Regions from separate parts of the Mus musculus genome. Here all the other regions are linked to region 3. A link is a loop called in an ENCODE intact Hi-C map of the cell type or tissue named here. Cell type or tissue: gastrocnemius. All regions are shown on one strand.

The links. Hi-C counts contacts between places; a loop is a spot of excess contacts. Peaks named below come from ENCODE experiments on the same cell type or tissue, not always from the same donor. Only the 100,000 strongest peaks of a DNase experiment are listed, where the experiment ranks them.
Region 1: a loop joins it to region 3, with 9 times the contacts of the local background. A loop is called at or near these places in 30 of 42 quality-filtered maps.
Region 2: it touches region 3 in a loop (5-fold over the local background); 29 of 42 quality-filtered maps call a loop at or near these places.

What each region holds. Positions count from the first base shown.
Region 1 is chr6:55,382,622-55,385,121 of GRCm38, forward strand. Ghrhr (growth hormone releasing hormone receptor) reads left to right here. Exons shown (of 13, transcript NM_001003685.3): 7 at 647-800; 8 at 1,081-1,141; 9 at 1,494-1,563; 10 at 2,111-2,202. Among named protein-coding and RNA genes, the nearest start is that of Ghrhr, 7.6 kb to the left of the region's middle. In gastrocnemius, a CTCF peak has its summit at 1,545 (motif pointing left); a DNase peak (open chromatin) is centred at 1,520.
Region 2 is chr6:55,504,088-55,506,587 of GRCm38, forward strand. No RefSeq gene overlaps it. Among named protein-coding and RNA genes, the nearest start is that of Gm34441, 32 kb to the right of the region's middle. In gastrocnemius, a CTCF peak has its summit at 1,195 (motif pointing left); a DNase peak (open chromatin) is centred at 1,194.
Region 3 is chr6:55,231,895-55,234,394 of GRCm38, forward strand. All of the region lies in intron 5 of Mindy4 (MINDY lysine 48 deubiquitinase 4), which reads left to right. Among named protein-coding and RNA genes, the nearest start is that of Mindy4, 30 kb to the left of the region's middle. In gastrocnemius, a CTCF peak has its summit at 1,045 (motif pointing right); DNase peaks (open chromatin) are centred at 1,039, 1,215 and 1,533; H3K27ac peaks cover 675 bases.

The sequences.
Region 1 (2,500 bases), 150 kb after region 3:
CCACACAGTTGGGGAATAAATAGAGCCTGGGCAACTGGGCTCAGAGGTGGTACCGTAGCCCATAGAGGCAGGTGAGGGAGGAGTGAGCCAGATGGTTGCATGCATGATGAACACATCCTATATCCACTGATCAACGCTGTCCGTGGTTATCACTTTAAAGGAGAACTTCAGCTAGGGAAGGGTGCACTATGACAGAGGAAATAGAAAAGTGTGTATGTGTGTGTGTGTGTGTGTGAGAGAGAGAGAGAGAGAAAGAGAGAGAGAGAGAGGGAGAGAGAGGGAGAGAGAGAGAGAGAGAGAGAGAGAGAGAGAGAGAGAGAGAGAGAGAGAGAGAGAGAGAGAGAGAGCGCAAGCCATGTGAGGTCCTGGAGTTCTTCCTTTTTTCACATACAGAATACTTAGGCTGAGATGGTTTGCATGGCTGACAGAGGACACAATGAACCTAACCTGTGTGTCTGTGCTCTGACCATCACAATTATACTGTCCAATTCCTCCTATGGCATCCCAAGGAGTGGAGTGGTCCAGCCCAAGGTGGAGGGGACCTGAGGGTTTGGTGTCTCAGTGGAGTGAAAGAGATCCAATGGGGCTGAAGTCGGGGGTGGGAGGGGGCTGTCCAAGCTCTGAAGCATCAGGTCCCCACTCTTAGGTCCTGTGCAAGGTCTCTGTGGCCATCTCACATTTGGCCACCATGACCAACTTCAGCTGGCTGTTGGCAGAAGCTGTCTACCTGAGCTGCCTGTTGGCCTCCACATCCCCCAGGTCCAAACCAGCTTTTTGGTGGCTGGTCCTGGCTGGCTGGGGTGAGCATCAAGGGCTCATTGATCACCATAGGAGAGGTGGAGGTTGGGAAGGACCTGGGAGCTCATAAAGAAGCCTTTCTCATTGTGAGGCTCAGGGAGGGGGAAGGGGCAGGCCACAGTCCTGTGCTGAACATTGGGAAGTAGACCAGATCCCCTCAAACCATCACCTGGCCCCACCATTATAGTCTGCACGTGGCTAACAGATTGCTGGGAGGTAGAGGCTACACTCAAGGCAAAGGGTGCAGGGCTCTCACTCACCTCTGTGTTATTTCACCCACAGGGCTCCCCGTGCTATGCACTGGTACGTGGGTGGGCTGCAAACTGGCTTTTGAGGACACTGAGTGAGTAGAGCAAGTTCCTCACCCCCATGCTGTCAGCAAGGTGTGTCATAGACCATCTAAGGAGAGGAGGGGGAGGGGGAGGGGGATCCCTAGGTTAAAGAGATCAGCTCTGAGTAGGTTTTCTAAGGACAAGAAATGTCTGGACAAGGATGAGAAAGGCTAACCAGCCTTCACTGGGTCTCTCCTATGGAGAGGCTGGTATAGAAGATCAGGCAAGATGAAGACAGACTGGGGCTGAAGACTTGAGCACTAGACAGAGAGGGGCCCCAGGAGCCATAGCAGGTGTGTTGAGGAGGTGCATTATCAGGGTAGAAAAGGGGGCACCTTCAAGACTAGGCTCTTTTCTTTCCAGGTGCTGGGACTTAGACAACAGCTCCCCCTGCTGGTGGATCATCAAAGGACCCATAGTCCTCTCTGTTGGGGTCAGTCTCTGAGGCCAGTGTTCTTTGCTTTATTAACCTAGCCTCCAGGTTTCTTAATATGGTCCTGGAGGGGTGGCTACATGATTACCCCACGGGAAACCAGTGTCTACTTTCTCTGACACTAGTTGATTACATTTGCACCTAGACCTGTTTTCTAGTTTCCATGTGTCTGGCTTGCAGAACATGTCTTGCTGGGGTGCTAAGTGGTAGTGAATGGCACCTACAGGTGGGCACTCAGCTGCTCCTATTCCCGATGTGGCATGGCTCCTGTGGGTGTGTAATCTCTCCCCAGCAGAGAAACTGCACAGTGACAGACAGCTGCTTTGTACCTGAGAGATCCCGAGAGGTGGCTGGAGGCAGGTGGCCAGACCTGGCTCTCTCATCTGTTTTTGCCAGGGCTGGAGGGGGAGGGGGTCCTCAGTCTTTCTCTCCCTGCACCTCACAGGTTTGGGATTCATAGTCATCAAAGGGGATGGGGCCAATCCTAGGCCAGCCACCTAGTGCTGTCTTTGAACTTTCCACCCACTTTCCTGTGCCTCATTTCCAGGTGAACTTTGGGCTGTTTCTCAATATAATTTGTATCCTGCTGAGGAAGCTGGAGCCTGCACAAGGCGGCCTACACACACGGGCTCAGTACTGGTACCATTCATGTGTGTGTGCATGCACATGTGGATGTGTCGTGTGTGTGTGTGTGTGTGTGTGTGTGTGTATGTGTGTGTGTGTGTGTGTGTGTGTGTGTGTGTGTGTGGTATGTATCTGGAGAACCATCATGGAAAGCACTTGGAGGGAATGTCATTTGTTTTTGTCTCGTTTGGCAGCTATCCCTTACCCTGGTCCTGTCCTCTTCCCCATGTCCCTAGAGAGAGAACAGATCTGGGCCCTGCCTCCCATGAGATTACAGTACAGGGAAGTGGCACACAAAGCTGCCAGTTACCAT
Region 2 (2,500 bases), 270 kb after region 3:
CTCACATTGAGTCTGAAGTAGAGAGTCTAGAACTGGTACCGTGGCTTCACTGTCTCCCAAGGGGCTACTCCTTAGCATGTGAGTCCAGGTCCCAAGGTCAAAACGGCAGCTGGAACTCTGGATGGCACTTTACTCAAGAGTGAAGGGACAGAAAGCAAGTATCTTCCCACTTACTTCCCATTGGCCATTGTCTAATCATGTGACCACACCTCACTTCAAGGCAGTTGTCTTAGTCGGTATTCTATTACTGGGAAGATACTCAATAACCACAGCAATTTTTACAAGAGAAAGCATTTAATTGGTGCTGGTTTACAGTTTCAGAGGCTTAGTACATTATCGTCATGGTGGGAAGCATGGCAGCACGCAGGCAGACATGGTGTTGGAGAAGTAGCTGAGAGTTCTACATATAGATCAGCAGGAAGAGAGAGCTACTGGGCCTAGCTCAGGGTTAAGAAACCCCAAAGCTCACCCCCGGTAACACACTTCCTCCAACAAGGCCACACCTCCCAATCCTTCCCAAGTAGTGCCACTCTCTGGTGCCTAAGCATTCAAATGTATGAGCCTATAGGGGGTGGGGTAATTTTTTCTTACTCAAACCATCACAACTGGCAAACTAACATACCTTCTATTATGCTGGAAGGAAAAGTGTACACTGACTATAAAATGGTAGTTTATGTCATACTTTCAAACCCCCGAGTCTCTGGCAAGTCTGATGGTTCTCTCCTGGCTCTTCCCACATTTGTGGGAGGGTAGAGACTGTCTTTCTGTAAATCCCCACTTTATTTGAAACAAACAAGGGGCATGAATTGTCCAATGTGGGTCACAGAATGACCTTGAAGTCCCTCAAGGCTGATTGCTCCTACCCTCTGCAGCCTTGCTTACACCAAGGGATGGACATGTGCTTCAGCATTCTGGGTTTCCTTCAGTCTTTGAGATCCGTCATACGTCTGTATCTGTGAGTGTGCTTTGTGCTGTAGGATCTTCTTTGCTCATTACATTTTAACTTTTAACTTTAACTTTTTAATCAATGATCTCATTAATTAATTAGCTTTTCAATTAGGGTGATCTTAAGAGATAGTTCTTTTGGTGATGAGAACAAACATCATAATTGACATGAATTCATAATTGTCACCTCAAGCCAGACTCAAGCTAAATGCTTCTCAGCTTCTGGCTTTGTTAGGTTGCCCTCTAGTGGACATCAGGGTGTGGTTGTGCTGATGAGAGCTCAGTCCCTATTCAGTTAAGGATGCAAGATTAGGAATTTCCTGTGGGAACCTGGGTACCAGCCACTATTCCTTACACCCATTTTAGGTTAGCAGAGGACTTTTCCAGAAGACAACTTTGTCTTTTAGACATCATCATCATAAAGGTCATGTTTCTTTACCTGTGCATTTATTCCTGGGTTTCCATTAAGAGGAAGACCGGGTACAGCAGTGACCAGGCCTGTGACTTTCATCTGTCTATTCAGTAGCTACTTGTTGAGCCTTCATTCCTCTCTGGACTACTCTGAATGCCCCCGTTCTCCCCCACCCTTCATGTTCTGCTGAGTCAGCCATAAAGAAGGGAACAGAATAGGATTTTTGGTGGAAGTTGGTGCCGTGAAGAAAATGGAACAGTTAAAGAGAGAACACTCCTGGGGCAGGGTAGCAATTTTTAGAGTAGATAACCAGAAAGCCTGAGATGTAGGAATTTGAAAATTATAATGTTTTGAGCTTTACAAGTTTATTAGGATCTCCCAAATAGGCCAATTGGAAGAGCATCCCAGGTAAAGGGCCACCACAGGTGAGTGCTCTGGTGTTGGGGATGAGACTCACTCATTATGTGTAGTGCCTTCCTACAGATACCACGATAAATTGCCACAGGCCGGAGGAGGGGCTGTAAGACATCTGACATCTATTCTCTCACAATTCTTGAGTCTAGACATCAAGCTAAAGTGCTGTCGGGGCCGTGCTCTGCTTGAAGGCTCTGAGGAGAACGTTTATCTTCTATTGTTGAATCCCATATCTTGTAGGTGATTTTCTTTCAGCATTTATTGGCTTGGAGACACATCACCCTGATCTTCTTCCATCACCAGCATGGACTTCTCTACACCCGTGTCTCTGTCCTTGCTGTAATTTATTGTAAGGACACAAGTCCTACTTGATTTAGGGTTCACCACAATCCAGTATGATTTCAACTCATTTCTGCTTGAGAGACTTATTGCCAGTCTGGTTCCATCCATAGACACTCAGAGTCAAGACTTCAGTATGTTATCTTGAGAGATATAACTTACCTGTAGGAATGAAGAAGAGTTTATAGTTTCACTGGCTGACCTGATACTTGGGCTACTCATAAAGATGAGAACCCAAGCCAGGAACCTTGGAGGTAGGAATTGAAGCAGAGACCATGAAGCAACACTGTCTCCTGGCTTGCTTCTCATGGCTTGTTCAGTTTGCATTCTTTTACAACTTAGGACCACATGACTGGAATAGTACTGCTCCGGTGGGCTGGGCCCTCCAAT
Region 3 (2,500 bases):
AAGAAGGCCCGTGAAGAGGGGACCACTGAGCTTTCTCCATAGCACAGACCTTTCTAGACTCACACGGGCCCTTGGTTAGGAGAGAGAGCAGATGGTCTGGCAGTATAGGCACATGTGGGGCTGTATCCATTTCCCATGACAAGCTCAAGAACCTTGGGTGGAAAACAGAACAGCGTTTCACCACACAGAGGTGAGAGATCTGAGCAGAGTCACACTAATGCTGAGCTGTGGGCAGGGCTGCTTGACTTCTGGAGGCTCAGAAGAATCAGTCCCCTTCTCTTTTCTGGATTCCAGTGGCTGCTGGCAGTTCTTAGCTGCTGCTCCCTTCTGCCATCCTCAAAGCGGTCAGGCTACCACCTCTATGCTTTTTCCTCTGCCTCCGCCTTCCACAAGCAAAGACTCTGATGATGCGGGGCCCTCCTGGAGAACCAGGATGCTGTCCTCACCTTGATGTCACGTGGCCAGCAGCCATCCACAGCCTTAGTTTGCCGTTGCTGACTAACGTCAGTGCAGCAGGCCTGGGGTTAGTATGTGAGCAGGTTTAGAGGAAGGCATCGTTACTGGCAGCACCTTCTTGCAGTACTTTGAAATTCTGTTTGGTCTCACTACAGTTTTTAATGATTGCCTTCTATCCTCAGTCTGTCTGTCTGTACCACCCAGGACTTGCTGTTTTCACTTGTTTGAGGCATTTTCCTGTATTAACCCTTTTCTTTAAGAAAAAAAAAATCTGGGCTTTGTGTGAGCAGGGATGCAGGAAAACCCATAACTACAGCCATTGACCCCCCTCACCCCTCACCCCCCAGGGTCCACACAGGGACTTTGGCTTCATAGAGAACAGCCACACTAGGCAAGGGGCAGCTGGGAGTTTGGTCCCCAGACCAAGGCTAGGCTGACCTGTCGTCTTCTGCTGGAGGTTTTTGCAGAGCTAAAACAGCTCCTTCAGACTCTCAGGCCCCTTGCCCAGTGTTTGTCCAGGCCAGTGGTTGCTGCTTCAGGAGACCTTGCTCCTCTGACTCTGGTAGAGCTTTCAGGTTCCATAGAATGGACACTAGGTGGCAGTATAACTTTGCCCATCTTTGGGACTTCTAGTTGTCCACTTATGTACATTTAGCAGTACTCATTAAGTTCTCTCTCTCCCCACTCTCTCTTCTCTCTCTCACCATTCTTCTCTCAATTCCAAGCCCCCCAGTCCCTTCCTGGAGTCCCCAGATCAGGAACAGAGGCTTCAGACCCACAGATGCCTGTCTGCATGCTGGGACAGAGGGACTTCTGCCAGCTGAGGTTTGGCCCTCGCTTAGGAGAGGATGTGGCATCTGCAGCTTATTGACTCTTCCCCTCTCCCGAGCATCCTGAGTCTAACAACATGCACACCACAAGGGATGTGCACACCACGTGGGTAGAATTTTCATCTTAATTTGTCTGCATTGTTTGGTCTTTATGTAAGACGCTGGAGACTCAAACTTGCCTGTTCTTTGAGACCGACACAACACCCAGATGGCTCCCTGCCTTCTGGCCCACCCACAGGACCAGGTGGCCTCTTGAAGCTCAGCCTTGCTCCATATTCTGACCTGAGAGCTGTCTTCTGAGGGCCCCACCTCCCCTGGTCTTAGCCAGGCCACACGTGACCTTGTGCATGTACTCCTATCCTAGCCCACCACTGTCCCTTTTTTCCTTTCAAGGCTGACATTGGTGATCAAATGCCATGCGGCTATGCTGCACATCACAGGCCCCACTCTGTCTACAGGACAGCGATGTCATTACTGCAGTCCTCAGGTACAGCACCAGGGCTCCTGAGTCACTGATACTGGGCATCCTGCAGGGGAAAGAGCATCCCACGATACAGATTTCTCTTGAGACCAAGAAAGTGTGTCCATGAGTCTCCTCTTCTTGACCAGCTGTGGGCATTAGCAGGGTCCTGAGATCCTTGTCAGCTCTGTTGTGGTCTCAAGTCCTGGTGTGCAGAGCAGGGGGATAGCCCTTGTAGATGAAGTAGCTGCTGCCTGATGGAAGGAGGCCGCTGAGCTCAGAGATAACCTGGAGATGCTCATGGGAGTGAGTGCAAGGGCAATTGTCTAGAGCCTCAGTGCCTTTTCTGATTCTGAGAATCCAGTCTTCTGGGCTCCAAGATAGCTTCCCACAGGTCTCAGGGTACCAGAACTTCAGCAGAGGCCACATAGAGATGGGACTAAGCCTGCTTTCACATTCTGGGGATCAGGGTAAGGGCGAGGCAAGGTAGGCATTCAGGCTGCAGACCTTATGGAGGCTGTCACCATCAAGGCTGTTGGACTACAACAGGGTAGCACCGAGAGGGACTAGCCCTTGATATTTACACTCAGCGTTTCTTGTGTTTCTTACCATCAGTGGCCTGGCTGGAGGAATCCACACATTTCTCTTTGGTTCTTTCTATGTTATGGCAGCTTTTCATACAGATGGAGTAATAATTTGATACTTCATCTTTACTTTGGACTCCTTGGGGACTGGAATGGGCCTTGTTTCCTAT